Linked DNA regions of Homo sapiens: regions 1, 2, 3, 4 and 6 are each linked to region 5. Evidence: chromatin loops called from intact Hi-C (ENCODE). Cell type or tissue: PC-9. All regions are shown on one strand. Region 1 holds the start of LOC105375423 (a long non-coding RNA gene). Region 2 overlaps STAG3L5P-PVRIG2P-PILRB (STAG3L5P-PVRIG2P-PILRB readthrough). Region 3 overlaps TRIM4 (tripartite motif containing 4). Region 4 overlaps STAG3 (STAG3 cohesin complex component). Region 5 overlaps MBLAC1 (metallo-beta-lactamase domain containing 1). Region 6 overlaps ZCWPW1 (zinc finger CW-type and PWWP domain containing 1).

What was found. A loop is a pair of places that touch in the nucleus more often than their neighbours do. Peaks named below come from ENCODE experiments on the same cell type or tissue, not always from the same donor. Only the 100,000 strongest peaks of a DNase experiment are listed, where the experiment ranks them.
Region 1: a loop joins it to region 5, with 36 times the contacts of the local background. A loop is called at or near these places in 52 of 110 quality-filtered maps.
Region 2: a loop joins it to region 5, with 4 times the contacts of the local background. A loop is called at or near these places in 29 of 110 quality-filtered maps.
Region 3: it touches region 5 in a loop (27-fold over the local background); 22 of 110 quality-filtered maps call a loop at or near these places.
Region 4: it touches region 5 in a loop (11-fold over the local background); 90 of 110 quality-filtered maps call a loop at or near these places.
Region 6: a loop joins it to region 5, with 12 times the contacts of the local background. A loop is called at or near these places in 21 of 110 quality-filtered maps.

The regions. Positions count from the first base shown.
Region 1 is chr7:99,992,255-99,997,254 of GRCh38, reverse strand. It overlaps LOC105375423 (a long non-coding RNA gene), which reads right to left and starts at 180. Exons shown (of 3, transcript NR_159960.1): 1 at 145-180. It also overlaps the pseudogene LOC100128334. RefSeq lists an enhancer at 2,678-3,179. In PC-9, a CTCF peak has its summit at 2,879 (motif pointing left); a DNase peak (open chromatin) is centred at 2,914; H3K27me3 peaks cover 1,648 bases.
Region 2 is chr7:100,350,441-100,355,440 of GRCh38, reverse strand. STAG3L5P-PVRIG2P-PILRB (STAG3L5P-PVRIG2P-PILRB readthrough) reads right to left here. Exons shown (of 17, transcript NR_036570.1): 6 at 4,031-4,189; 7 at 2,963-3,179; 8 at 2,527-2,877; 9 at 2,318-2,444; 10 at 2,171-2,231; 11 at 1,958-2,068; 12 at 201-298. It also overlaps the pseudogene PVRIG2P. Among named protein-coding and RNA genes, the nearest start is that of MIR6840, 3.7 kb to the left of the region's middle. In PC-9, no CTCF peak of the experiment used is centred here; no DNase peak of the experiment used is centred here.
Region 3 is chr7:99,910,569-99,915,568 of GRCh38, reverse strand. All of the region lies in intron 1 of TRIM4 (tripartite motif containing 4), which reads left to right. Among named protein-coding and RNA genes, the nearest start is that of TRIM4, 6.5 kb to the left of the region's middle. In PC-9, CTCF peaks have their summits at 2,041 and 2,241 (motif pointing left); no DNase peak of the experiment used is centred here.
Region 4 is chr7:100,212,321-100,217,320 of GRCh38, reverse strand. It overlaps STAG3 (STAG3 cohesin complex component), which reads right to left. Exons shown (of 34, transcript NM_001282717.2): 33 at 3,515-3,586; 34 at 2,940-3,314. The coding sequence ends at 3,306. It also overlaps the pseudogene CASTOR3P. Among named protein-coding and RNA genes, the nearest start is that of PVRIG, 5.1 kb to the left of the region's middle. In PC-9, CTCF peaks have their summits at 197 and 2,691; a DNase peak (open chromatin) is centred at 2,820; H3K27ac peaks cover 888 bases.
Region 5 is chr7:100,128,044-100,133,043 of GRCh38, reverse strand. MBLAC1 (metallo-beta-lactamase domain containing 1) reads right to left here. Exons shown (of 2, transcript NM_203397.3): 2 at 4,549-5,000. The coding sequence ends at 4,848. Among named protein-coding and RNA genes, the nearest start is that of MBLAC1, 3.6 kb to the right of the region's middle. In PC-9, CTCF peaks have their summits at 51, 252 (motif pointing left), 1,722 and 1,921 (motif pointing right); DNase peaks (open chromatin) are centred at 241 and 2,653; H3K4me3 peaks cover 156 bases; H3K27ac peaks cover 743 bases.
Region 6 is chr7:100,404,675-100,409,674 of GRCh38, reverse strand. ZCWPW1 (zinc finger CW-type and PWWP domain containing 1) reads left to right here. Exons shown (of 18, transcript NM_001386010.1): 9 at 131-247; 10 at 1,016-1,136; 11 at 2,372-2,447; 12 at 2,877-2,981; 13 at 4,582-4,662. Among named protein-coding and RNA genes, the nearest start is that of ZCWPW1, 22 kb to the left of the region's middle. In PC-9, CTCF peaks have their summits at 1,713 and 1,912 (motif pointing right); a DNase peak (open chromatin) is centred at 1,924.

The DNA of each region.
Region 1 (5,000 bases), 140 kb after region 5:
GGAAAGAAGAGAGGGAAGGAGAGAGGGAGGAAGGACAGAGGGAGGGAGGAGGGAGAGAGGGAAGGAAGGAAGAGAGGAAGGAAGAAAGGAAGGAAGGAAAGAAGGAAGGAAGGAAGGAAGAAGGAATCGAATTCAGCGGCTCACCTGTGGAAGAGGAAATCCATTTACAATGCATCCAGGCCTGAGTTTCAGCTGAGGGGTTGGAGCATGGCTGATTATCATCCTGGCTTCCCCCAGAGACCAAGGAAACTGAGGCCTGGAGCAAGTTCTTGCTTGCTCAGGGTCTCACAGTGATCCGGGTCAGAAGCCAGGACTTGTGGGACCACGATTTGTGCCCTTTGCACTGCCTGGACTGCCTCTCATCATAAATGAATACGGATAAAATTCGTTATGCTTTCAAAGTGGTAGGAAACACATGACAGATCAAAGCAGACAAAATAGTGTGCAAGACTTTTGAGAAGACGCCTCACACTCGTCGGGATGGCTACAGTTTAAATATCCCTTATCTGAAATGCTTGGGACCGGAAATGTTTCAGATTTCAGAATTTTTTTTTGACTTTGGAATATTTGCTTTACTGGTTGAGCAGCCCTAATCCCAAAATCCTAAGTCTGAAATGCTCTAATGAGCATTTTCTCTAAGTGCCATGATGGCCCTCAAGTTCTGGTTTTGTAACTTTTGGAGCTCAGATATTTGGATTAGGGATACTCTCCCTGTACTAAAAACAAACAAACAAACAAACACAAAAAACCACCACCACCACCAACAAAACAAAACAAAATAGCAGGTGTTTGGTGAGGATGTGGACAAATTGGAATCTTTGTGCATTGCTGGTGGGAACATAACATGGTGCAGCCCCCGTGAGAAATAGTACAGCGCTTCTTCAATAAAATTAAAAATAGAATTGGCTGGTGTGGTGGCTCCCGCCTGTAATCCCAGCACTTTGGGAGGTGAAGGCAGGCGGATCATTTGAGATCAGGAGTTCCAGACCAGCCTGACCAACATGGCAAAACCCTGTCTCTACTAAAAATACAAAAAAAAATCAGCTGGGCGTGGTGGCTCACGCCTGTAATCCCAGCTACTCGGGAGGCTGAGGCAGGACAGTTGCTTGAACCTGTGAGGGGGAGGTTGCAGTGAGCAAAGATGGTGCCACTGCACTCCAGCCTGGGCGACAGAGCTAGATTCTGTCAAAATGAAATGAAATGAAATGAAATAAAATAAAATAAAATAATCTCTGAAGGCTAAAGAGAGAAATTGGGTCAGCTGAAGAGTTTACAGATTTGCAGAGAATAGAGGCAAGGAAGCTTTGTGAACTACTTTTAGGTTGTGAAACTTGGTCTTGATTCAGCCCCCACATGGTCTTCATATACAAAGCTTCTTTGCAGAGGAAGCTCTTTGGAGAAAGATAACTGGTGAGATAGAAAGCACAGCCAAGAGATAACAAGGGAGACTTCTCTGGAGAATTTTGTGGATGAAGAGGAAAAACAAATCCATAAGGTCATGGGGATAATGAGTTATTTGAAATCAGAAAGAGTGATTAACATGGAGGCGGGGCGCAGTGGCTCATGCCTGTAATCCCAGCGCTTTGGGAGGCTGAGGCAGGCGGATTGCCTGAGGTCAGAAGTTCGAGACCAGTCTGGCCAACATGGTGAAACCCCATCTCTACTAAAAATACAAAAAAATTAGCCGGGCGTGGTGGTGTGCACCTGTAATCTCAGCTACTCGGGAGGCTGAGACAGGGGAATTGCTTGAACCAGGGAGGTGGAGGTTGCAGTGAGCCGAGATTTCGCCACTACACTCCAGCCTGGGCAACAGGGCGAGACTCCATCTCAAAAAAAAAAAAAAAAAAAAAAAAAAAGCAAACCAAACCAAAGCACACAAACAAATAAACAAACAAAAAACATAAGGCAATTCTCTACAGGTGTTTTACTGCTAGAAGATCATGCTCCTCATTTCCTAAAGACTCACAGAGAACAGAAGACTGGTTGCATGAGAAGTGAATAACAAGAGGTTATAGTGCTTATTTGGGTTGGGGGCAAACATGACATTTCAATATTAACTTGTTTATTTATTTATTTTTCGGTTATACATCATTGCTGGTATATGTACTTTATTTTATTTTTTAGAGATGGGGGGTCTCGCTATGTTGACCAGGCTGGTCTCGAACTCCTGGCATCAAGCCATCCACCCATCTTGGCCTCCCAAAGTGTTGGTATTACAGGTGTGAGCCGCTGTGCCCAGGCTAACTCGTTTTTTTTCTTTGGTCCAGCAAGGCTTGTGAATGTGTCTGGGAACGACGTAAAATCTGGCTTGAAAAAAAAACTCTCAACTCAAAGCTCCAAGACAGAGCTGAGATGCTTTTGAAGGAGACAGCCTCATTGGTCTCCTTGTCGGAGAGGCCCCAACTTATCAGTAAATATTGGTTAACATCTATCATCTGGTGGGACTAAGCATGGAACCAATTGCCCTTGCACAGAAGGCCACGTATTGTAGTATTCAACATAGATGGAATGACCAGGAAAGGCAAAACCACAGATATAAAAAGTAGATTAAGGCCAGGCGCGGTGGCTCACCCCTGTAATCCTAGCACGTTGGGAGGCCAAGATGGGCGGATCACCCACCAGCCTGGTCTATATGGTGAAACCCCGTCTCTACTAAAAATACAAAAATTAGCCGGGCATGTTGGTGCGCGCCTGTAATCCCAGCTACTCGGCAGACTGAGGCAGGAGAATCGCTTGAACCCAGGAGGCGGGAGGCGGAGGTTACAGTGAGCCGAGATGGCACCACTGCACTCCAGCCTGGCGACGGAGCAAGAAAAAAAAAATAAATAAAAAATTGCTAAGATTGTTATTAAATCCGCTGGGAGAGTCTTTCATCATGTTAGCAGGATCATTGTGTCCTCTGGTGGCAATAACACGCGACTGCAACTGACTTGCCTGTGCAGAAAAATCTTTCCTGAATCCTGAAAGCTGCATTCTGTTCTATTAGCTTAAGAAGGAAATCTGACACTGATCCGCACGGTGTGTTTTATGATCCTGCACATAAAGATTAGGTGCTCAAGGATGCAGAGGAGCCCACTGCTCCCAGAGCAGGTGCCTGAGCCTAGGAGGCATCTGACCAGAGTCTCTGTCGCCCAAGCTGGAGTGCAGTGGTGCGATCTCGGCTCACTGCAACCTCTGCCTCCAGGGTTCAAGCGATTCTCCTGTCTCAGCCTCCCAAGTAGTTGGGATTATAGGCACGCACCACCATGCATGCCTGTAATTTTTTGTATTTTTAGTAGAGACGGGGTTTCACCATGTTGGCCAGACTGGTCTCAGACACTTGACCTCAGGTGATCTGCCCGCCTCGACCCCCAGAGGGCTGATATTACAGCGTGAGCCACCGTGCCTGGCCGAACGACAGGATTTCAAGCCTGAACTCGAGAGGTAGCCCAGACTGGGGATCTGCACTGGGAAGTCATCCGCAAGGACGTGGTGGCTGGAGCTATAGACAAAGGGAAAGTTATCCAGGGAGAGTGAGGGTGTGGAATGGGGAGAGAGAGGGCCCGCAACACAGTCCTAAGGAACACCAGCACTTTTTTTTTTTTTTTTTTTTTTTGAGACGGAGTCACCCAGGCTGGAGTGCAGTGGCATGATCTCGGCTCTTTGCAACCTCCACCTCCCAGGTTCAAGCAATTCTCCTGCCTCAGCCTCTCAAGTAGCTGGGATTACAGACGCCCACCACCATGCCCAGAATTTTTGTAGTTTTAGTAGACACGGGTTTCACCATGTTGGCCTGGCTGGTCTTGAACTCCTGACCTCAAGTGATCCACCTGCCTAGGCCTCCCAAAATGCTGGGATTACAGGCATGAGCCACCGTGTCTGGCCCAGTTATCGCTTTCTGAGAGAGGAGTTTCTCCAAAGTTTTCAGTTTGACATAATCAATATAACCATCCTGCGTATTAGGGGATGGCTGGTTCTTCACTCCTTCAGCATCTTTGGTTAACCGGTACCTCGACTTGGCCATATCCACAGGTGGGGGAGGTCAGGAGATGTCACCCCTAGTCACTGGGGCTGTGGGGAACATGGTCTCTGAAATGGAACAAGGCTGACCAGGCCGATGGATGGCTCACAGTGTCTGCTGGAGGTTCCTTTTGCTGCTCAGGGCCAGGGCGTGGCTGGAGGAAGAGGCCCCACCCAGGAAGTTCCGCAGGGGCTTACACAGTCTTCCCAGACCCAGAAGCACAATCTCCAAAAGAGTGAACAAGAGACGGAACCCACTGACCCCAAACATGGCTTTTAGAAAGATGATCTTCTCCGAGGGGTGGGAAAAGGTGCAAGTTAATCTATACGGGCAAGGCTCTTGGCCACATGCAAAGGAGCTGGGCATCTGGAACCCATACAGGTGGTACTGCAACCCCGGCGCTGTCCCCTCCAGGACCAGCTGAGCTCCCAGCTGAGCCACATAAGCTCAGAGCAGCCTGAGGCTTCCAGCCCCTGGGGTATCTCTGCTGCTCTCCCCTCCCTGGATCAGGGTGTCCTCTTCCTCCGTCCCCTTTCATGATTCTTCCCAGTGCCAGATCACGTGATACAGAGTGAAACCCATGTAGAGGACGCTAGGTACAGCCACCAAGATGACCTGGAAGACCCAGAAACGCAGCGGGGAGAGCGGGTGGAAGGCATCGAAGCAGGCAGCCTTGCAGCCCGGCTGCTGGGTGTGACACACGAATTCACTCTGCTCATCGCCATAGACTCCAGGCCCACTGGCAGCCAGCAGCACAAGGCGGAATCCCAGGAGCACGGGAAACAGGAGGCGCCCCACGGGGGTGGAGTGCCAGCTCTCCTCCGCCAGCAGCCACCACCTCAGGAACCTGCCACACATCCTGTTAGGGAGTTTTAAAAAAAGATTATTACACGTTATTGATTTTTTGTTTTTAAAGACCTCTGTTGCCCAGGCTGGAGTACAATGGTGTGATCATAGCTCACTGCAGCTTCCAACTGTTGGGCTCAAGCAATCGTCCTGC
Region 2 (5,000 bases), 220 kb before region 5:
AATCCAGCCCGTTAGCCCAGCAGGTGGCCATGGGAGAGGCATGGGATGCAGTGTTCAGCAGAGGCAGGGAGGGGGCCAGGACCCTGCCCATTTTGAGAACTGCTGCTTGTATGTCCCCACCTTCCCCCAACAACTATCCTCCTTTCCTCACCAGCCACGTCTATGCCTGCCCCAGCCCCTTGCCCCTCCTTGGCACCCACCTTGTTCTTGCTTTCCCCTTGAGATCAGGAATGAGGCACAGATGTCTGCTCTCACTGCCTCCCTTCACGGTACTGGAGTCCTAGCCAGCGCGCTATGCCTGAAGGGAAATACAAGTGCTCTGTGTCTTCTTCAATTCTGTATTGATCTATTTGGCCTCCACCCATCACAGGGCCCATATTATCTATATTTCCTGCATTCTTGGCCTCTTTTTAGTGGGGGACATGGTCTCGCTCTGCCTGTAGGTGGGACTATAGGCACGCACCACAGTTCTCCCCTAATTTTCTTTTTTGCAGAGACGTGGTGTCACTGTTACCCAGGCTGGCCTCAATCTCCCAGGCTCAAGGCATCCTCTCAGTGTGCTGGGATTACACATATGAGCCACAGGGCTGAGCCCCTTGTACATTGCCAATGCTCTGGCATCTGGTGCCTCACTGACTAGGGAGAGACTCCCCCTCCCAGGGGTAGCTGACTGTAAAATTTTTACATCAACTTATTAAATCAGCTGGTCAATTTTGACCCAGAGCCATGCTGAAATTTTGATTAAGAAGCTCCTATTCAGGCGGGGCACCGTGGCTCAAGTCTGTAATCTCAGCACTTTGGGAGGCCAAGGTGGGTGGATCACCTGAGGTCAGGAGTTCGAGACCAGCCCAGCCAAACATGGTGAAACCCGTCTCTACTGAAAAAAAAAAAAAAAATACAAAAATTAGCGGACACGATGGTGCACATCCGTAGTCCCAGCTACTCGGGAGGCTGACGCAGGAGAATCACTAGAACCCGGGAGGTGGAGGTTGAAGTAAGCCAAGATCGTGCCAATGCACTCCAGCCTGGGTGACAGAGCAAGGCTCTGAAATCCAGCCAGATTTCAGGCAAGTCCTCCTACTTTCCAGCCCTGCCTGATGCCAGCTGTGGAAGGAGGGCATCAGGACTCTAGCCCAGGCCACAGCAGGGAGCCCGGCAGAGGGACGCCAGGTCAAATCACAGGGACTTTTCTCAGGCTGAAGCCCCAGGAACCCTTGCTGCTGTCCTAGGACATGGTGGGATTGCAGCAGGGACCATCCCGCTGGGATCCCCCAATTCTGTCTAGGAAGCCACAGGTGTCCCTCAGGAAGCTCCCCCAACCCCCCGCCACCCCAAGAAGCCAGGACAGATCTCTAAGACTGGGACACTGCCCTCTCCCTGGGCCAAACCCAGCCCTGCAAGGAGGCCCCAACCCACTCTGGTTCTCACCTGGCTTCTGCCTCCCAGGGGTGGAGACTTCCTCCCCAATCTCTTCACCCCCAAAGAAGCACAGCCAAGGCCCATGTCAGAGGAACTGTGTTGCTGACTTAGTCACAGCAGGAAACGACTGGAATGGGGTACTGTTGCTCACACACTCACACCTGTGCCCACACACACCCACACATGCACACACACAGACCACATCTGCAGCAGGTGGGCCTGGCCAGGCACCTGTGGGACACTTATTAGAGGCCCAAGAATAACGTAAGGGGGTGGCACCCAGGAGGCCTGGGAAGGGGAAAGCCCAGTGGCCTCATGGTCTCTCTCATTGAACTCCTAAGGGTCCCTCCATGGCCCTGGGCCCCAAGGGTCAGGGAAAAGAGTGAGGCCAGGACCAGTGCAGGGAGGCCTCTGCCCAGCCTAAGCGTAGAGTCCATTCTCAACAGAGACAAAGCTGCCATGTGCAGGGATGGATGTGGAGGCCCAGGCAGCAGGGCCCTGGGGCCAGTGTGCGGTGTGGGTGGGGAGTGATGCCCACCAGGACGGCCCCCTGTCGGGGGTGAGCTGTGTCCAAAGTAGCTGGGCAGCAGCTGGTGTTGATAGTGGCATAAGGGACGTGGAGAGCAGCCTGGGAGGCCTGGCTGGGTGCCTGCGCGGGGGAAGGAGGATCAAGTGAGTCTGTACAGCTTGGGCCCAGCCCTGGCCCCCCCTACCCCTGCCACCTCATCCCCAAAGCAGCCCCCCTCCTCACCCATGCTCGTGCTCTCAGTGCCTAGGAGCTGGTGTGGGATGGCTGGAGCCTAGGGGCAGGGCTGGGAGAGAGCAAGGATGGTCAGAGCTCTGCACGGCATGTGGCCAGCCCAGTGTCAGGGGGACGTGGACAGGGCCCAGGTCTCACCGGTGCTTCTGTCGGCACAGCAGATGAAGGAGGTAGCCACAGTCAAAGAGAAGGACTCCTGAGACCCCCAAGATCCCGGCCAGGTCTGCCCGCAGAATGGGGGCAGGAGTCGGCGGGACAGAGAGCCCTGGGCACAGAGGCAAGAATCAGATGGATGGCCAGTTCCCGAGCCCCTCCCTGCCCTCCTGGACCCCTCACCCCGGCCCCACCTGGGTCTGAGCTGGGCGGGAGGCTCCCACAGGCCTCCCAGGAGCCCTCAGGGAAGGACGCAAACTTGCAGCAGAAGGTGGTGTTGGCGCAGGGGCTGCTGGCCCCAGAGCCTTCCAGGATGAGAGAGATGCTGCTCTGGGTTTCCCAGCGGGCCTGGCGAGCAGGGGCCCATTGCTGGATGCCAAGTTCCGGGTGCAACACAGCCAGCGTGGTCCCCCCAGCACCATCGGGGCCCCCCCTGCTCACAGTCACCAGGGAGATGGAGCCAGACTCCAGGAACCCACAACGGATGGTGAAGGACGAGAGCTCGGTGGCCTCCATCCGAACTTGTACTCACACCTCCGGGGTCCCTGTGGAACAGCAGCAAGGTGGGTGGGCTGTCGTCCTACATCACCCTCCCTGCAGCCCCTGCCCCTCTCTGGTGCCGGCACTCACCTGCAGTGACACGCAGGGTCAGCAGCACCCAGGGCAGGGCCAGGGTCCGGCGCCCCATGGCCCCCTCCAGTCCGGGTTCTGGGGGCTGCAGGGCCGGCACCTGTGCCTCTGTTCTCATCGCAGGAAGTCTTCATGTTGTCAGCAGCCAAACAGCCACTTCCTTCTCTCCTCTCACACCTTCCCCAGAGGTGGTGAGCACAAAGTGGCTGATTCCCTTCTTAAAGTGACAGTGAGGGCCTGCTCAGTCCCCAAGGCTGTGCTTCCAGGTAACAAGGCAGGGCGGCACAGGTGGGTGAGAACTCAACCCTGGCTAGGCCTGGGGAGGCCAGGGGAGGGGCAGAGAAGCTGTCAGGGGCTAGAAGGACTCCCCTTCCCTGGACAGCAGGGGGTGCCGGGCTTCCCTAGGAAAGGGCTCTGTCCTGCCCCTCACCCAGCTAAGGAATCTGGGAGGAGAAAGCCCCTGGGAGTGGGAAGCCAGCAGGGAGGACCTGAGAGCCACCCCAGCATGCATGACCCACCACCAATCTGACGTGGGTCCCACGCTTAAACCTGCAACCCAGGCCTCCCCCACAACCCCCAGCCTGGCTCGCCCACTGCCCACTCATACCTCCTGATCTACCCTGAATGCACCCCATACTGGGCTCTGCCCCAGGCGCTGTCTCCCTTGTCATAGGTGATGGCAACGGCTTCTGGCTGCTCAGGCCCAAAGCACAACCACCAGCGCCTCTTCCCTTTCACCTCCAATGCACCAGGAAATCCTGTTGGCTTCCCACCCTGACCAAAGGACCACTTCTTCTCAACATCCCCCTGCAACCCCCAGCCCCTGCTACCTTCTGACTCCAGACCTAATCTAATATTCTCCTACCTGGAAGAGCAGGAACAATGGAGAATTGGCCTGGCTAGTTTCAGTTCTCACCGCAGTGGCCAGAGTGACCCTTTCGAACCCAAGTCAGGCAGGCCACTGCCCTTCTTGACTCTCACAGCCCATGACACCCAGAGCCAATGCCTCAAGGGCCATCCATGTCCTGCCATCCCCACTTCCCCTGCCCTCCTACCTCAAGTGCATACCTCTGAGTTGAATTAAAAGCAGCAAGATTTGGAGGTGACCGGGAGGAAACAGGCTGGCCCTTGCCGTGAGGTGTGCACAGACAGGGAATGAGAGGCCAGCACTTTAGGATGAGTCCAGGAGTTCAAGACCAGCCTGGGCAACATGGTGAGACCCTATCGCTACAAAAAAAAAAAAAAAAGAAAGAAAGAAAGAAAAAGAGAGAGAGAGGGAGGGAGGGAGAGAGAGAGAGACAGAGAAAAAGAGAGAGAAAGAAAGAAGAAGAAAGAAAGAAAGAAAAAGAAAGAGAAAGAAAGAAAGAAAGAAAGAAAGAAAGAAAGAAAGAAAGCAAGCAAGCAAGCAAGCAAGCAAGCAAGCAAGCAAGCAAGCAAGCAAGAAAGAAAGAATTAGCCAGGAGTGGTGGTGGGCACCTGTAGTTTCAACTATTTGGGAGGCTGAGGTTGAAGGATCGCTTAAGCCCAGGAGGCAGAAGTTGCAGTGAACTGTGATTACACCACTGCACTCCAGTCTGGGTGACAGAGTGAGACCCTGTCTTGATAAATAAATGTTGCTCTGAATTGCTTCACTGCTTATGTCACTTTGAGGATGCCAACCTACCAGAATGCTGCTAGGCAGCAACAAGTGACCCTTTCCAGGGATCAGTTTGCTTTGTGTGCTGTGAGCCAGAATCCAGGGTCCAGTGAGAGCCCAGGGTGCTGTCTTAAGGTTGATCTCGTCCACGGTGTGGTAAGGACTGAAGAGACAGCCCTGTCCCAAGTCACCTCTCTGGGTCCTGGTTTGCCCCTGTGTCAAAGACTCATCATGTCTGCTTAATCCTGTGGTGCTGGCTGGATGTGGTGGCTCATGACTATAATCCCAGTACTTCCGGAGGCTGAGGTGGGTGGATCACTTGAGCCCAGGAGTTTGAGACCAGCCTGGGCAACATAGTGAGACCCTGCCTTTACAAAAAATAAACATTAGCCGGGTGTGGTG
Region 3 (5,000 bases), 220 kb after region 5:
ATATACTCAGATGGATGGACTGTGTTTTAAAAGTTGGATAGCTGGAAGTTCCCTAAATCCATGGAAAATATCCCCATCCTATACCCGTTATGGTGAGGGGAGAAAAAGAGAAAAGAGAAAGAGAAATAGCTTCATAAATCTCCGGATGCAAATTGTTTGCATGGAAAAGGCCTCCAAGTGCAGCTCTTTTTTCCTTCATGCCTGACTCTAGGAGCTAATCCCTCCATTCTGTTAATTAATTTAAGATGTTTATTGAGCACTGGCTTTGTGTCAGATGCTGTGGCACGGCACCAGATGCAGCACTGGGAATCCAGTGGTGAACAAGACAGGTAAAGGCTTTCCATGGAGCTCACAGTCCAGTTGGGCTGAGGGTGGGAGGTAGATAGCAGACAGACAAATAAATGAAATAATCACAGATGGTGATGGCATGCTGGGAAAGAAAAAGAAAGTGCTATCCTAGGCCAGGCGCAGTGGCTCACGCCTGTAATCCCAGCACTTTGGGAGGCTGAGACGCGAGGATCCCTTGAGGTCAGGAGTTTGAGACCAGCCTGGCCAACATGGTGAAACCCTGTCTTTACTAAAAATACAAAAATCAGCTAGGTGCGGCGGTGGGCACCTGTAATCCCAGCTAGTTGGGAGGCTGAGGCAGGAGAATTGCTTGAATCCGGGAGGCGGAGGTTGCAGTGAGCCGAGATCATGTCACTGCACTTCAGCCTGGGTGACAGAGCAAGACTCCGTCTCAAGAAAAAAAAAAGAAAAAAAGAAAAAAAGAAAAAGTGCTATGCCAGAGAAGGGAGCAGTCTTCTCTTAGGAGGTGACATTGCAGCTGAAACTTGCTGGATGCAGAGTCTGCCATCTGAGGAACTGTGGGAAGAGGCCCTGAGGCGGGGGAGAGCTGGATATGTTTATGGGGTAGGAAGAAGGTCTCTGCACCTGGAGGACCAAGAGCAAGGGGAAAGGTGGCATGCGATGTGAAACGAGATGTAGGCAGCGGTCAGCTTATGTTGGGCCACAATGAAGTGTTCAGATTTTCTTGGTGAAGAGGAAAGCCAGTGAAGAATCTTGAGCAGGAGAGTGACAATATCTGATTAGTTTTTAGAAAAGTTATTCCAAGGCCAGGTGTGGTGGCTTATGCCTATAATCCTGGCACTTTGGGAGGCTGAGGCAGGAGGATTGCTTGAGTCCGGGAGTTCAAGACCAGCCTAGGCAACTGTGAGATCCCATCTCTACAAAAAATACAAAAATTAGCTGGATGTAGTGATGCACATCTGTAGTCCCAGCTATTCGGGAGGCCGAGACTAGAGGATCACTTGCACTCAGGAGTTCGAGGCTGCAGTGAGCTATGATCGTGCCACTGTGGCTGCGTTGTGGATATTGTATGAGAGAAGGACATGACTGTAAGTAGGGAGGGCAGTCGGGAGGTTATTGTAGTTGTCAGACAAAAGATGATGGTGGCTTCAACTAGCGGTGGCAGTGGGGTTTGGCATGTAGGTAGATTTGAGGTATATTTCCAAAGTACACCTACCAGCTTGGATCAATTGCAGAAGTTACAGTGACTGAAATTCATAGAACTCAAGAGCTGGGATGGTATTTAAGAGACATTTGGTCCAGTTGTCTTCATTTTATAGTTAAGGAAGCCTTGATCCAGGAAATAAGCAAGGCTGACTTGCTCACAGATGCACAGCTGGTTTGAAGGTCTAGAGTGAAACTAAGATCTTTGGAAGTTTAATGTTGTTTGAGCTACATGATCACAAGTCAGTAAATGTCTTCATTCTATAAAAGTATGCTCTTTTATTACACTTGTGTTTTCATATACGTATAATTTTCTGGTGCTAAATTAAGAGAAAGTGATTTTTAAAAAAATTATTATTTTTATTTATTTATTTATTTATTTATTTGAGATGGAGTCTCACTGTGTTGCCCAGGCTGGAGTGCAGTGGCGCGATCCCAGCTCACTGCAACCTCCACCTCCCGGGTTCAAGCGATTTTCCTGCCTCAGCTTCCTGAGTAGCTGGGATTACAGGCGTGTGCCACCATGCCCGGCTAATTTTTTTTTGTATTTTTAGTAAAGACGGGGTTTCACCATGTTGGTCAGGCTGCTCTGGAACTCCTGACCTCGTAATCTGCCCGCCTTGGCCTCCCAAAGTGCTGGGATTACAGGCGTGAGCCACCGCACCTAGCTGAGAGAGTGATTTTTAAAATTTCTGGTATTTCTAACCCAGATTGAAATGCTTGGTGTTGCGCTCCTGCCACCTCCTGGCAGTTTCTGTTGTTGCAGGGAAAGTGTTTTCTAACTTCCACCAAGGCTGTCAAGTTAACTCACCTCCCAGTTTAGATTCCAACTGTGGCCAGATTGAAAAAAACTTGGGTAGAGTCTTGAGTAGTAGAACCATATGAGAGAATTCATGCATACTGACTTGTTAAGGCTTTTTAAGACATAGAAAATCTCTATTTAGTAGATTATTATATTTTTCATTATCAAGCAAAGTGAAAACTTTCAAAAACTTGGTCCTATTTGAAGGAACTAATATATATCTCATTACAAACCTCATATACATCAAATTTGACAGTGACCACAAAGCGGCAGTTATAATTGAATAAAGTGAAATTACATGAGAGAGTAGCAGGGTTACATGCCTATTAAAGTTAACTACTAGAGATAGTAAATAGATGATATAATGTTAGGAAACATCATGGTAGAAACAGAATAGCACAGATGGTATTGTGCCATTTAACAGAACTGTATGAATCCCTTTTATAATTTAATTTTGTTTTCCTATTTCATTTTACCATGAAAATTTCAAGCATACATCAAAGTTGGAAGAATTTTGTAGTAACACCAGTGTACCCACATGTAGATTCTACCATTAACATTTGACTCTTTTATCACATAGCTGTCCATTTGTCTGTATCTCTCTGAATACATCAATTCTTATTTCCTTTTGATGCTTTTAAAATTCAATTGCAAACAAAATACTTCAGCATGTATATCATTAACCAGATTTAACATTTGTTTATGGTATTATTTTTTTTTTTTAATATGTAGAGTCTCATTCTGTTACCCAGGCTGGAGTGCAGTGGTGTGATCTCGGCTCACTGAAACCTTTGCCTCTGGGTTCAAGCGATTCTCATGCCTCAGCCTCCCAAGTAGCTGGATTACAGGCTTGTGCCACCACACCTGGCTATTTCTTTTGTATTTTAGTAGAGACAGGGTTTCACCATGTTGCCCAGGCTGGTCTCGAACTCTTGGCCTCAAGCTGTCCACCTGCCTTGGCCTCCCAAAATGCTGGGGTTACAGGCGTGAGCCACCGTGCCTGGCCTATGGTATTTTTTGAGGTAAAATTTAATACCATGAAAAACACAAATCTTAGTTGTACATTTGCTGAGCTTTGACAAATGCCCTTCTCAAGATAAAGGATATTACCATCCAGAGAATTCTTTCATGCCCTTTCCCAGTTATTCTCTGCACCCTTCCCCTACCAGGGCAACCACCGTTCTGATTTTTTTTCAAACACAAATTAGGTTTTGCCTGTTCCAGAACTTCATATAAATGGAATTCCATTGTCTGTATGGATCCTTTTGCTCAGCATATTGATTTTGAGATTTATCCATTTTTGTATAGGTTGGTGCAAATGTAATTGCGGTTTTTGCCATTATTTATCCACCTTCCTATCAATGAATACCTGGACTGTTTCCAGCTTCTAGCTATTGTGAATAAAGCTGCGATGAATATTCTTGTACAGGTCTATTTATGGGTACATGTTTTCATTTTTCCAGGGTCTAGGAGTAGAATTGCTGTACCCTAGGATTAATGTATGTTTAGTTTTACACTGAACCTTCTTCCAAAATGGTGGTAGCATTTCATTCGCCTGCTAATGTTGTGTAAGAGTTCCAGTTGCTCCATACCCTTGCCAACTTTGATGTTATCAACCTTGTCAGTTATTTAACTTGATTTTAACCATTGTCACTTGTAAATGATTGGATGAAAAGTTATACCTATTAGTAATTGTTAGTTTTCTGGGGAAGAATTTAAAAAGTTGTACAGATTATTTTTTAGTTCTAATCATTTCTTTTCTTTTAGTTTTTTAAATTTATTTTTAATTTTTTTAATTTTTTGTTTATTTTGACATATAGTGAGACTTACAGAAAGTTGCCCAGGCCACCCTCCAGCATTTGACACTATTCACTAGTTTTGTAATTTAAATGGTCTCTTCCTTTGGCATAGGAGAAACCATTCTCTCTTGGTTTTTCACCAACTGCTCACCTTAGCTTCTTTGCAGGATTTTTATTTTCTACATACTGCTTAAATGTAGTTGTTGCCAGTTCTAGCCTTGATCCTCTTACTCTATAGAATCTTACTGGGTGATTTTACGCTCACCCAAGGCTCCAACTGCCACCTGTGCTTTAATCCCGAAATCTGCTTCTGCAGCATAGATCTCCTTCCCAACTCTAATTGCTAACATATCCACTTGGATGTCCCACAGGCATCTCAGACTCAATTTATTTAGGTGAAATTTATTTTCCTTCCTCCCATTTACACACTGCTCTTCTTCCTATATTTTCTAATTTGATAAATAACCTGCAGTCCATCCAGTTACTTAAACCACAACTGAGGGGCTAAATCTGGACCCTTTCCTCCTGCAGCCATTTGATCATCAGTTCCTGTGGGTTTTTCTCTTGTGTGTTTCTCTAACATTTCTGCTTCCATCTCTGCACTCGCAGCTGACATCCTACTATCGGGTGCTGCCCCTCAGCCCAATTTGTCAATGTTGATTGACTTGCTTTATTTTTTAATAACTTACTCGGGTTTTTAAATTACAAAAATGGCATATGCCACTTGTAGAAATTAAAGCAAAAATGCATAAAATTTCTAGTACCCCACCTCCAAATTCGTAAGCCATTCTTTTTCCTTGGAAGTCACCAATGTTAATACTTGGGTATACATCCTTCCAGATTTCCCTTGCTTTCACATACAAATACACACACATAGATAAACACGT
Region 4 (5,000 bases), 84 kb before region 5:
GAGAAGCCAGAGCCCTGGGCTGTCCTGGACGGCCAGCAGGGGGCTTGCTGGCATGAACCCTTCACAGCTGAGCCTGTCAGGGTGAGGGCGTGCACAAAAAAGTATCCACAGATGTTGTGCAGTAGAAATAAAGAAACATTCTAACCTTTTAAGACAAAAAGACAGTATCGCTTCTTGGCCTTTTGGCCAAGATCAAGTGTAGATAAAAACATTGTAAGTCATGATTCCCTTGGAATACGATCAGTATTGTGAGGGAAGAGAGGCAAACCCCCAGCCCATCACCACACACTGCAGCTCACACACTTCAGGTTTTGTGCTCCCAGACAATGCCTGTCCTCATGAGAGCACTGTTGTCTGTGCCGGGAAATCATCCTCTGACCTGTTCACAAGTCTTCTAGATGAAGATTTTCAGCGGGTTTGGATCTATTTAAAAAGCGGTAACTGCAAAGAGGCACCTAATCCACTTGATTTGCCTGTTTTTGAGAGGTACTCCTGGCAGTTATGAAGGTCATTAAAAGTATCAGAATAAATTGAACTTTTTTTTTTTTTTGAAACGGAGTCTTGCTGGGTCGGCTCACTGCAACCTCCATCTCCCAAATTCAAGCGATTCTCCTGTCTCAGCCTCCCGAGTAGCTGGGACTACAGGCTCATGCCACCACACCCAGCTAATTTTGTTGTATTTTTAGTAGAGACGGGGTTTCACCATGTTGGCCAGGATGGTCTCAATCTCTTGACCTCGTGATCTGCCCGCCTTGGCCTCCCAAAGTGCTGGGATTACAGGCCTGAGCCACCGCACCCAGCCCTAAACTGAACTTTCAACTGAACTTCAGAAAATGTTGAACCATGATTTTAAAAAATGTTTCTCACTTTGCTCTAAGCCCTTTTTTAAGAGCAAAAAGGCATTTTGCAGTGTTAACCAATGAAATATTTTAAAACACTTATTTCGTCAACTCATGTTACATTTTAAATGTGTATAATATAGAAGAATTAGTATATGTTTATATAACTTACAATTTTTTAAAAAACTGATACAAATGTCCAAAAGTTGGGAGTCTTATGACTCTTAAGGCCCTGTTCCGGTTGCTATGGCTACATAACAAACCCCTCCAGACTGAGTGCTTTACATCTTACTATGCTCATGGGCTCCACGATCAGGAATTTGGAAAGTGCACAGAAAAGATGGGCTGTCTCTGCTCCCTGATCCCTGGACCTCAGCTGGGAAAACTGAAAAACAGGGAAGGTTGGAATCATCTGACTCCCATCTGGACTGAATCTGGCAGCCAACATGGATGTTGGCTGGGACCTCGGTGAGGACTGCTGGCAGGAACACCTACACGTGGCCTTTTCCTTTGGCTGCTGGCCTTGCTCACAGAATGGTGACCGGGTTCCAAGTGTGAACCCAGGTACAGGAAGAGACAGGAAACGGAAACTGCCAGTTTCCTTAAAATCTGGGCCCACTAACTAGCATGGCATCATTTCTATCATCTTCTATTAGTCAAGCATCACAAAGCCCATATTCAAGAGGAGACAACCTAGACCCAGCCTCTCAATAAACAGTGTCAAAGGCTTTAGAGAGCATGGTGTCAAGCTCCCAGATTCTAAGGCTGTGACTCAACCCAGTGCACTGGGCTGCCTGGCTGTACACAGGTGTCCATATTGATGCAAAGCCCCCAAGCTGCTCTTATCCTCTTGTGAAGCACCCTTAGCTTGGTTAGTATTTAAATAATTCAGGAATCTTTCCCCTCCTGGATTTTGAGAGACCTCCACATCTTCTCCTCAGTTCTCCCACTCTGTTCCCTCATCCCACAAAACAGGCTCCTTTCCCCAGAACTATTCTACCTGAATACAGGCGAAAGATCGCTCAATGAGTTAGCCTTCCCCCACACCCCAGCTCTGACTCCCCGAGGGCTACCTTTCCAAAAGGAGACTCAACCCAATTTCTTATAGCTTTCATCTGGGAGGGGCAGGTGGGGGCGGGGAGGGAGAATGAAAGGGGCGAGGTGGTCTTGGATGAGTGACCTGATTGCAGGGAGTCACGGCTTTTTCTGCACACATCACTAGCTGGATGGCTGTGTCTGACCTAGGAGACCACAGTGAGAACCTGTCACTAAAGCAGGTGCCCATGATGGGAAGAACTGGAAATTTTATCTAAAGAGAGAGGCTGAAGCATTCCTTAAACCACAGAAGAAAACAGTGAAAGTACAAAATGACAACAGCCGTCTTCAAATACTGCTTGTCAGAGGGACAAGAGAGAACAGAGGTGCTGTGCTGCTCCACAAGGCAAAACAAGAGCAAACAAGTCTGTCTGAGTTTCAAGAGGCTGGCCCTGAGGCTGCACTGTGGCAGTCTAGGTGAGAGACGATGGTGACAATGTGTGGAGGACATAGGCCAGAGAATTTTCTTCACCAAGTCTTGACAGAATTTGGTGAAGAACTAGCTGGAGAAGGCAAGAGTGAAGGTGACATTGTCACTTGGATTTTAGGGTTGGACATTTAGAGTAACTCCTTAGTTTCCTTTTAACTCTCAGATACTGTGATTTGATCAAATTCCAAATTATGACAGGTATCTTTGGGATGAGGATAAAATTTCCTTTGGAAAGAACCCGTGGGTGAAGGCTGCCAGGACACATGGCCTGGCCTGGCTCACATGGGTGAGACAGGTAGCTTCACAAGGTCCTGCTCCACTCTGCCACCTGTCAGCACAACTTTTACTACTGCAGAGGCTGTGGCCACTAGATAAACTACTCACAGGCAGTCAAACTCTCCCCATCTCTACTGCCTCACCCCACCTCTCAGTTACTAAGCAATACTTCCTGGAGAGCCTGTAGACAAAGCACCTGCAGGGTGTGGGGACATCTATATGCTGGGCCATGGGACAAGGCGGACCAAGAACCTGACCTCCATCAGTTTAACGATCTCAAGCCACACCTTGGGAACGTGTGGATTCAAACATGTTTATTGAGCGAATCATTAGGACACAAAATAGGCTGAGAAAGATGTTCCAAAAATCCAGGAGACTATGGGCTATTTCCATTAAACACAGAGGTGCTGCCCTTCTCCACTCCAAACAGAACAGGAAAAAGGCAAGGGGACTGGGCCACAGTGCATTAGGGAGGACAGGGTCTCTCGGCTTCTCTACCCCAGAGGGAAAGGTTAGGTTAGAAAAACAATGCCCAACTCTTTCCCCTCAGAGCCCAGGGCTGAAGCCTGGGGGAATGCTTCATTTTGCTCCTTTTCTCTTTGCCTTTTCCAAATGGTCACATTCTTGAGGTAGGGAGTGGAGCTGGGGAGGGGCCCAGAGTCCTGTCAGAAATCCTATAATGAGAAAGATGAAAGGAATACACAGGACACAGCAACGGGCCAATGGGCAGACCATCCTCCCCTGGGTTACCCTCAAAGCCCCAGAGACAGCCCAGAGGGCCACCCCCAGGCTATGGCCTGTCAATTTGATGAGTGCACGGGTTGCCTGCCAGCATTTCCGAAGGATACATAACTCCTGCTCTGGGGACACTCACCTCAATATCCAGCTCTGTAGAATCTAAGAGGTCCAGCCCGCGCTCACTGGTGGAAGAGTAGCTACTTGCTTGCTAGAGAGAATGAGGTTAAAAGTCAAAAAGGCCTTTACACACTCCTGTCACTTCGCAAATAAAAAAACCAGTTCCTTTCCCAGCCTCATAAGAACAAATATGGGCACAGCAGGCCCCTATGGCACCTCCTGGGAGGGAAGTCAGTGTGGGCACCAGGATCAGGCCTGACTGCAGAGCGCTTCTTGGCCTGCTGACTGAGCCCCTTAAATGACTTTGTTTTGGAAACCAGAAAACGGATTTTTTCTGAGATGTTAGGAAATAATATTTTAACAGAGGCCTTGCTCTCTAGTCTCTGGTTTGAAGGTATCATTGTTTGGTTTCTCCTTCTGAGCACAAGACTCCCCTGTTCTGTTCTATTCTGTTCTTTTTCCTTCCCTGCAGAGAAGAGAACAGAAGAATAACAGCAGAAGATACGCAGCCTGTAATGGACTGAATATCTGTGTCCCCCTAAACCCACATATTGAAATCCTTCCCCCAGTGTGATGCTGTTTGGAAGTGGGGCCTTTGGGAGGTGATTGGGTCATAGGGGTGCAGCCCTCATGGATGGATGAATGCCCTTCTAAGCCCAGGCCAGAGGGCTAGCTTGCTGTTTCTCCTCCAGGTGAGGATACAACTAGAAGCCAGCAGTCTACAGGCTGGAAGAAGGCCCTCACCAGAACCCAACCCTTGGACTTCAGCCTCCAGAACTGTGAGAAATACATACCTGCTGTTTGTAAGACACCAGTCTATGGAATTCTGTTACAGTAGCCTGAACTCAGACATAGCCCTTTTCCATTTATAAGGTGGTTTTACCTTATATTTTATGTAAAAGGTCCATTTTATTTATTTTTGAATTGTTGATTTTTTTTTAAGAGACACGTGTTTACTATGTTACCCAGGCTGGACTCCAACTCCTGGACTATTGATCCTCCTGTCTCCACCTCCCGAGTTGCTGGAACTACAGGCTAACAGCTCTGTTTTAAAGATGAGAAAATGGGCCCCACGCAGTGGCTCACACCTGTAATCCCAGCACTTAGGGAGGCTGAGCCAGGTGGAGCCACTTGAGGTCAGGTGTTCGAGATTAGCCTGGCCAACATGGCAAAACCCCGTCTCTACTAAAAATACAAAAAAAATTAGCCGGGCATGATGGCGCGTGCCTGTAATCCCAGCTACTTGGGAGTCTGAGGCAGGAGAATTGCTTGAGCCCAGGAGGCAGAGGTTGCAGTGAGCCGAGACTATGCCACTGCACTCCAGCCTAGGTGACAAAGAGAGACTCTACCTCAAAAAATAAAAATAATTAAAAAATAAAGATGAGAAAATGGAGGCTGAGGAGGGGTAAAAGCGCTAACTTGACATGGAGTTGAGGACTAGCACTCATGTCACCTCACTCCAAATGCCAGGCTTTTCCCACTACACCAGCAGCAGTTCCTCCTGG
Region 5 (5,000 bases):
CTCAGAGATCCACTTTCATTAGCTACTCCCTAACTCAGCGCCTCTCTTTCTTCTGTGTGTAAACAAGCTCCTTGTTCTACGTCTAGGATGGAGATGGTAGAAGCAGGGTTGCCAACAGAGGAGATAGGAGGGGAAAGGGGGATTTACTCCAGGTTTTGAGGCACAGAGAAGGAAGGGTTTGTCAGGGGTAGGGAGAGCTGGAGACCAGGGAGTTGGAGGCAAGCCTAGACTCCCCTCTGGTGGCAAGGGGAGGGTGTGCAGGTGCACCAGTGAGGATCAGGAGACAGAGATGCGAGTTATTCTCTGTGGGATTTAGCAAAACCCACAGACATACAGTTGTTTTTTGTTTGTTTGTTTTTTGAGATGGAGTCTCCCTCTGTCATCCAGGCTGGAGTTCAGTGGCACAATCGACTCACTGCAACCTCCACTTCCCGTGTTCAAGCGATTCTCCTACCTCAGCCTCCCGAGTAACTGGGATTATAGGTGCATGCTACCACGCCGAGCTAATTTTTGTATTTTTAGTAGAGATAGGATTTCACCATGCTGGCCAGGCTGGTCTCGGACTCCTGACGTCAAGTGACCCACCCCCCTCAGCCTCCCAAAGTGCTGGGATTACAGGCGTAAGCCACCACGCCCAGCCACAGACATATAGTTTTAAACACAAGAAGGGACCTGCAGATGTGTTTGGTGGTGGCTTAGACACTAGGCTTTGGGTCAGAGCCAGTATAAGACCGTATATGCCAGTATAAGTGGAGCACCTGCTGGAGACCTACCAGCAAGAGGAGGATTATGTTTGGTGAACCAAAACCTCCTTCCAGGCTGGGCGCAATGGCTCATGCCTGTAATCCCAGTACTTTGAGAGGCCAAGGCGAGAGAATCACTTGAGCCCAGGCAACACAGTGAGACCCCATCTCTATAAAAAATAAAATAAAAAATTAGCCAGGCATAGTGTTGTGTACCTGTAGTCCCAGCTACTCTAGAGTATGAGGTGGAAGGATTGCTTTAGCCTGGAAGTTCAAGACCAGCCTGGGCAACACGGTGACACCTCATGGCTACATAAATTTTATTTATTTATTTATTTATTTATTTATTTATTTATGAGATGGAATCTTGCAGGTATGAGCCACTGTGCCCGGCCCAAGACTCTGTCTCTAAAAAAAGAAAGGAAGGAAGGAAGAGAGAGAGAGAAGAAAGAAAAAGAAAGAAAGAAAGAAAGAAAGAAAGAAAGAAAGAAAGAAAGAAAGAAACAAAGAAACAAAGAAAGAAAGAAAAGAAAGAAAAGGAAAAGGAAAGAAAAGGGCCCGGCGCGGTTGCTCAAGCCTGTAATCCCAGCACTTTGGGAGGCGGAGGCGGGCGAATCACGACATCAGGAGATCGAGACCATCGTGGCTAACACGGTGAAACCCCGTCTCTACTAAAAATACAAAAATTAGCCGGGTGTGGTGGCGGGCGCCTGTAGTCCCAGCTACTCGGGATGCTGAGGCAGGAGAATGGCGTGAACCTGGAAGGCAGAGCTTGCAGCGAGTCGAGATCGCGCCACTGCATTCCAGCCTGGGTAACAGAGCGAGACTCCGTCTCAAAAGAAAAAAAGAAAGAAAGAGAGAAGCGGGGAGAGAAAGAGAGAGAGAAAGAAAGAAAGAAAGGAAGGAAGGAAGGAGAGAAAAAGAAGGAAAGAAGGAAAGAGAGAAAGAGAGAAAGAAAGAGAGAAAGAAAGAAAAAGAAAAGAAAAGAAAAGAAAAGAAAAGAAAAGAAAAGAAAAGAAAAGAAAAGAAAAGAAAAGAAAAGAAAAGAAAAGAAAAGAAAAGAAAAAGGAAAGAAAGAGGCTGCTGCGCTCCCGGGAGAGGGACGGCAGTCGAGACGGCTGCTGCTCCGCGGGCCTGCAGAAGGGGGCGCCAAAGATCACGAAAGTTAACAGCTGCCGCTCGGATGCCTGGAGGTAGTGGGGCCGGGGCGAAGTACCCAGGTAGGGGGGCTAAGCTGGAGGCTCCTGCAGCGCCTTCTCTTACCGGATGCCGGTCCCTGGAGGCTCCAAGCAGCTTTTCGTCCGGGAAATTTCCAGTGGCACTCAGTCCTCAACCTGAGAACTTAGCACTAGGAAACTCTGGTCTTTCCAGTCTAATGCGTATGCTCTCTTTGGTTAGAAAAGAAAAACCACGTGTCCCTTTTGCATTGGTCGATTGGAAATCAATCTATTATTCATTGCAGGAGCCGCCTCAGAATGCCATGAAGAGGTAAAGTCCACCTCTGTAGCGAGATTGCCTGGGTTGGAATCTCTGCTCTGCCAGTTACTCTTTGCCAATAACTTTCAGGGTCTTGACCTGTTGCCCATGCTGGAGTGCAGTGATGCAATCATGGCTTCACTGCAGCCTCCAACTCCTGGGCTCAAGTGATCCTTCTGCCTCAGCCTCCCAAGTAGCTGGGGCTGCAGGTGGGCTCCACCAAGCCCAACTAATTTTTTTTTTCTTTTTTTAGAGTTGGGGTTTTGCTATGTTGCCCAGGCTGGCCTCAAACTCCTGGGCTCAAGCAATCCTCCCACCTCAGCTTCCCAAAGCTCTGGGATTACAGGTGTGAGCCACCTCACCCAGCCACTAATTACTATTTATGTCATCTCTGTTGACTTAAGGTCAAGTCACTTAACCACTCAGCACTTCAGTATTTTCTTATTTGTGAAAAGGAATAATAGGCCAGGTGTGGCAGCTCAACATCTGTAATCCTAGCACTTTGGGAGGCTGAGGCAGCTGGATCACCTGAGGTCAGGAGTTCAACCAGCCTGGCCAACATGGCAAAACCCCATCTCCGCTTAAAAAAAAAAATACAAAAAGCCAGGCGCAGTGACTCACGCCTGTAATCCCAGCACTTTGGGAGGCTGAGGTGGGTGGATCGCCTGAGGTCAGGAGTTCGAGACCAGCCTGGCCAACATGGTGAAACCCTGTCTCTACTAAAAATAGAAAATTTAGCTAGATGTGGTGGTGTGCGCCTGTAGTCCCAGCTACTCGGGTGGCTGAGGCACAAGAATCGCTTGAACCCAGGAGGCGGAGGTTGCAGTGAGCTGAGACTGTGCCACTGTATTCCAGCCTGGGCAACAAGAGTGAAACTCCGTCTCAGAAAAAAAAAAAAAATGTAGCTGGGCACGGTGGCAGGCACCTGTAATCCCAGCTACTCGGAAGGCTGAGGCAGAGAAGTGCTTGAACCCAGGAGGCGGAGGTTGCATTGACCGAGATCGAGCCACTGCACTCCTCCAACCTGGGCAACAGAGTGAGACTCTGTGGAAAGAAAGAAAGAGACAGAGAGAGAGAGAGAAAGGAAAGAAAGAAAGAAAGATAATAATAGTACTTAGCTCAGAGCTGCGATGAGGAACAAATAAGTTAATGGATGGGGCTGGGCACGGTGGCTCACGCCTGTAACCCCAGCAGTTTGGGAGGCTGAAGGCTGAAGTGGAAGGATCACTTAAGCCCAGGAGTTCCAGGTCACAGTGAGTTTTGATTGCACCACTACACTCCAGCCTGGGTTACAGAGCAAGACTCAGTCAATAATAATAATAATAATAATGTACAGAAAGTGCTTAGAGCAAGTAGAACTGGTCTGCTCTGTGAGCTCTTAGGATCTCACTTCAGGCATCTGTTGCTGTTTCACCCCGCCCTACTCTGTGCCAGAGGTTGTCCAAGGTGCTGGAGGTCCCAAGCATAGGAGAGCCAGGCAGGTGTGGCCCCATCCCATGCCCATGGGAGCAATCCGGCTGCTGAAAGAAAACAGATATTAAATCATCACACTTGGGGAAGGGCACAGTGGCTCATGCCTGTAATCCCAGCAAAAAAAAATGCAGAGGGCCTGAGAAGGTAGGATCTTTTTAGGTCAGGAGTTCAAGACCAGCCTGGGCAACACAGTGAGACCATTTCTGAAAAAAAATGAAAAAAAAAAATTAGCTGATAGCCAGGCATGGTGGTTCATACCTGTAACCTCAGCACTTTGGGAGGCTGAGATGGGCAGATCACTTGAGGCCAGGAGTTTGAGACCAGTGTGGCCAACATGGTAAGACCCTTTCTCTACTAAAAATATAAAAATTAGCTGGACATGGTAGTGTGAGCCTGTAATCCCAGCTGCTGGGAAGGCTGAGGCACAAGAACCAATTGAACCCAGGAGGCAGAGGTTGCAGTGCAGTCTGCAGTACAAGATTGTGCTATTGCATTGCAGCCTGTGGGGACAGAGTGAAACCGTGTTTCAAAAAAAAAAAAAAATTAGTGGGGCATAGTGGCACTTGCCTGTCATCCCAGCTACTTGGGAGGCTGAGGCAGGTGGATGGCTTAAGCTGGAGGCTGCAGTGAGCTATGACTGCACAACTGCACTCTAGCCTGTGTGACAAAAAAATATGAACAAATACATAAGTCAGGTGACTAAGGGGTCATCTTTATGCCCTGTACCTTCTCTCAGCAACCTCCATCCTATAAGAAAGGGGCAATTGGCCAAAGTATGCCTCTGCTGTAGTTGTAGATTACCATGTTTGCACGATTATCATTGTCAATGCTTCACATTTACACTAGGGCACTATGATTTTCAATGCAGTTTCCATTTTTATTTTGGAGGCCCCTCCCACGAACCTTCTCCCATTTTACTGAGGCCCAGGGAGAATGCACAGGGAGCTGAGCCCCTCCTTTGATCTTAGTTTGGTGGCAGAGACAGGCAGTGATACTGACGATGTGATGGCAGTGTCAGGTGCACTCTGTCTTCACTAGAAAACTGGCCTCCTGGAAGGGCTGGAAGCTCCCACCCTTGACTGCTCTGACTCTGTCTCCAGCAGCTCTTCGCTGTTAGGGCTTCCCTGACAAGAGTGCAGTCCCTCTCGAGGCTGATTAGTGCAGGGCGGGCTCCTCGTCTCCGACCACCGGCTCCTGCTGGCTGTTCCCTCCACCCTCCGTCTCGGGCTGCGAGGCTTCCCTTAACACTCGAAAGGGGGGCCCGTGACCAGGTACGACCACGTCGGCAACGACCAGGACCCTCTTCCG
Region 6 (5,000 bases), 280 kb before region 5:
GGCTGGTTGATCTCTAATGTCTCTCTGGCTATGTCATTCTGGGAGTTGGGAGGGTTATCCTGATTTTAGTTGGATTAAAGAAGGAAGAGCATATTTTTAAGTCTCTTATTTCATTTTTTTCCTCTCACAGGTCAATGTCTGGTCTGGGTCCAGTGTTCCTTCCCAAACTGTGGGAAATGGAGGCGGCTGTGTGGGAACATTGACCCCTCAGTTCTCCCAGATAATTGGTCCTGTGATCAGAACACAGGTAGAAAAGACTGGAAATGTTTTCATTCATGTTTTATTGTTCCTCCCTTTCTTTCTCTGCACTTATCCTTTAGATTAAATACTACGTAAATATAGTTAGCACTCAGTGTCCTTGTAGTGCTTGGGAGAGAGGAAGGATCTGCCTCTCATATGGAGATGAATCTGGGCAGAAAAGGCTGGAGGAAGATGCCCTGTAAAGTGATCTTGTTGGGGAGGGGCCTGGAATCTAAATACATGAGCATTGGTCTGCCCCTGTCAATCCTGATTAAAATATTGGTATTGGGTTGGTGGATAGGGAGGGATATAGGATATATCGGGGAAAACAGACGAGAGAGATCTGGTGCGCTTAGAATTCTAGGCTGTTTGGAACTAGTTGGAAGAGATGATGATGATCTTGTCCAGCCCAATTATTTTACAGATGAGAAAACAGAGTCTCAGAGAAATTATTCTTATGGTGCTCCATAGACAGGAGCACAGTCAGACACGCGGGCATGCAAGCAGGAGTGTGGAATCTCTTCCTGGAGTATGAGGAGGCACCATTCCTACTGCCTCCAGCTGCATTTCAGCTGGTTCCAGCTGCATTTCAGCTGGTTCCAGCTGCATTTCCTCCATGGGTCTTTATTCTTCCTCTGTGCTGATCTCCCAGGTGCCCCTTTGGTCCCACCTGCTGCATATACCAATTTCCTTCTTGTTCTCTCCCCAGCTCTCATCCAGCTCTTTCTCTTAAAGAGTCTCTTCCTGTCCCTTCATTCCTTCTCTCTTTCAGCAGATGTGCAGTATAATCGCTGTGATATTCCTGAGGAGACCTGGACAGGGCTTGAGAGTGATGTGGCCTATGCCTCCTACATCCCAGGATCCATCATCTGGGCCAAGCAATACGGTTACCCCTGGTAGGGCATTATGACACAGTCAGAGCATCCTTCACAAACTTGGGAGAGGTAGATTCAAGCAGGGGTGGAAGCAAATGGAAAACATCTGTAATTGAAATGGTTCTGGCCTTAGAAAGAGCATGGGGTGAGAGAAAAGATAAAGTACCAAGCCTGGAGGCTTTGAAAGAGTGTATTTTCTGGAGGTTTCAGCATGGAGGTGATAGCTCCCTGGAAAAAAGGGTCTGATAGTGCTACCCCAACTGGTAGAAAGAAGAGGGTGGATCTGAGGCATTTAAAAATATTGAGATTGGCCAGGCGCAGTGGCTCACACCTGTAATCCCAGCACTTTGGGAGGCCAAGGCGGGCAGATCACCTGAGACCACAAGTTTGAGACCAGCCTGGCCAACATGGTGAAATCCCATCCCTACTAAAAATAGAAAAATTAGCCAGACGTGGTGGCGCGTGCCTGTAGTCCCAGCTACTCAGGACGCTGAGGCAGAAGAATCACTTGAATCCGGGAGGCAGAGGTTGCAGTGAACCAAGATTGCACCACTGCACTCCAGTCTGGGCGACAGAGTGAGTCCCCATCTCAAAAATAAATAAAAATATTGAGATTGAGAGAGACAAAGTAAAGGGAACAAGGAAAAGTGGGATAGTTTCTTCTTTGGAGATGTCTCTAGTCGAAGATTTTGTTCTTAGGATTGTGGATGGCTCAGAAGGGTAAGATACCTTCACTAGGTATATTCTGAGCTCCTGTGTGCATCGATGGAAGTCACTTTCTCACGAGTCATTCAGTAGTGACCACTAGAGGGGGATGATGGAAGGGGAATCTATTTTTTGGATCCTTTTTTTGCAAAGCATACTGCTGGCTGAGCGCAGTGACTCACGCTTGTAATCCCAGCACTTTGGGAGGTTGAGGTAGGAGGATTGCTTGAACCCAGGAGTTTGAGATCAGTCCTGGCTATATAGTGAGACCCCATCTCTGCAAAAAATAAAATAAACAGCTGGGTGTGGTGGCATGTGCCTGTAGTCCCAGCTCCTCAGGAGGCTGAGGTGGGAGGATCACTTGCGCCTGACAGATCAAAGCTGCAGTGAGCCATGGTTGTAACACTGCACTCCAGCCTGGGTGACAGAGTGAGACCTTGTCTCAGAAAAAAAATCATACTGCTCTTCTCTGTGCATGTACATTGATGAGGTTGTGTTCTGTTCATCTAACCCCTTCTCTTCTGTCCCCTACACCCAACTATCTTCTCCAGGTGGCCAGGCATGATAGAATCTGATCCTGACTTAGGGGAATATTTTCTTTTTACTTCCCATCTTGATTCCCTGCCGGTGAGTTTCCTGGTTCAGGGTAAGAAGGAGCTCAGGCCAAAGTAATGAACAAATCCATCCTCACAGACGTACAGATAAGAGACATGGACATAGCCAGCAGACACAAGTGAAAACAGACACTTAACTAGGATGACAAACACAGAGATAAGTGCTCACACATATAATAGAAACAAACTTGTATCTAATTAAATATTTATCCACTGTCAGGGCATTAGTGGTTTTGATAAATACGCTTTGGCTAGGATTCCTGAGGTTAGAATGGAAGAACAATTGCAACGAGGGTAGGGTAGATGAGTCAGGCTTTGAAAGGAGTATGTGAGGCCCAGCACCTCCTTCTGGGTGAATTCCCATTCTCCCGATCTGTTCTGGCTAGAGGAGAAAAGCAGGGAGCAGGACAGGAGTCCGTAACAGGATCATCTTTTATTTCAGTCTAAGTACCATGTGACGTTTTTTGGAGAAACAGTTTCTCGTGCATGGATCCCAGTCAACATGCTAAAGAACTTCCAGGAGCTGTCCCTGGAGCTATCAGTCATGGTGAGCACATCTTGGGGTTCTGTTGTGATACAGAGAAAACAAAATCTTCCTTTTCTTAAACCTCATTTTCTCCCAGGGTAAGCCATGTCGGGAGAAAGTTCTGTGTCTGACCAGGTGTGCCAAGGGTGAGGTAATTCATGAAGGACTCTTCTTGCTCCCAGGACTGCAGCAGGGCAATTTTTTTTTTCAGTCCCCTTCCCTGCCTACAGATTGGGGGCCATTCTGAAGATGAGGTTTTTTCTACAGTTTAGCCAAAGCAGGTGTGGCAGAAATGAGGGCACAGATTAACTCAGGATTTCTCAGTCTCAGCACTATTGGCATTTCGGGCGAGATAATTTTTGGTTGTGGAGGGCTGTCCTGTGCATCGTGGGATGTTTAGCAACATCCCCAGGCTCCAGCGGCATCTAACCAGCAGCAGCCCCCACCTCCACCCTGCCCATGGTTGTGACAACCAAAAAATTATCTCCAGCCATTGCCAGGTGCCTTCTGGGGGGCACAGTCTACCCGGTTGAGAACCATTGGGTTAGCACCATCATATTTCCTCCCTGTAGTCACTTTGGGTTTGACCAGCCTTGCAATTGAGCAGAGGCTCAATGGCTCAGGGGCCTTAGAAAATCAAGCAATGAGTATTAAATCAAACAGCTGGATCTAAAGGAACTTGTCAGAAGCTTCAAAGTGAAATCACCTGGGCTCCTATAATCCTGTTTTCAAATTTCCATGGGATTCACTTTGGAGAGGACACCAAAATGTTGGTTGAAAATATTGCTAGGGCCAGGTGTGCTGGCTCACACCTGTAATCCCAGCACTTTGGGAGGCCGAGGTGGGCAGATCGCCTGAGCTCAGGAGTTTGAGACCACCTGGCAACATGGTGAAACCCCGTCTCTACTAAAATACAAAAAATTTGCTGGGCATGGTGGTGTGTGCCTGTAGTCCCAGCAGGAGGCTGAGGCACAAGAATTGCTTGAACCAGGGAGGTGGAGGATGCAGTGAGCTGAGATTGCACCACTGCACTCCAGCCTGGGTGACAGAGTGAGACTGTCTCCAAACATATACATATACCTAGTTAGGAATTGGTAAGACGTCTATTAGACGGAAGGGGGGTGTTATGTCCGATCCCTAAATATTAAGAATAGGAGTATCGTATCAATACTAGGAACTGGAAATAAATACTGTAGTCGAAGAGAATGTCAGATGGGTAGCAGTATGCTGGGGTCACTTCTCTAATATTTATTAGTGACTCTAATCTTTTTCTTTTTTTTTTCTTTTTGAGATGGAGTCTCGCTCTGTCCCCCAGGCTGGAGTTCAGTAGTGTAATCTCGGCTCACTGCAACCTCTGCCTCCTGGGTTCAAGCAGTTCTCTGCCTCACCCTCCCGAGGAGCTGGGGTTACAGGCGCCCACCACCATGTCCAACTAATTTTTGTATTTTTATTAGAGACGGGGTTTCACCATCTTGGCCAGGCTGGTGTTGAACTCCTGACCTCGTGATCTACCTGACTCGGCCTCCCAAAGTGCTGGGATTACAGGTGTGAGCCACCGCACCTGGTCATGACTCTAATCTTTAAGTCAATATTTATCATTGGCTCTAATCTTCTATTTCAGAAAAAGCGCAGAAATGACTGCAGCCAGAAACTGGGGGTGGCCCTGATGATGGCTCAAGAGGCAGAACAGATCAGCATTCAGGTGGGAGGGTGTTCAGACCACACCCATTCCTTTCCCTACTCTTGGACAAGGGGGATTCTTTCTCAGTCCAGACAAAGATGGTTTGTGCTAGGGGCCATCCTACCTCTATATTTCACTTCAGGTTTCAGATATAAGTGCCCTAACCTCTCTTTTCTGTGGAGTCAGTTTTTATGCTCAAATTCTGTTGGTGGGGGTAGGATAGAGAGTAAAAAACAGTGAAAATTTCCCCTCCAAATTTCCCTTATTTGTTGAATTAGAAACAAACTGGAAATAGAGATTATAATTAGTTAATCTCCATAAAAAGTCAGATAAGCCTAATGTGTAATTTCAAGTGAAAA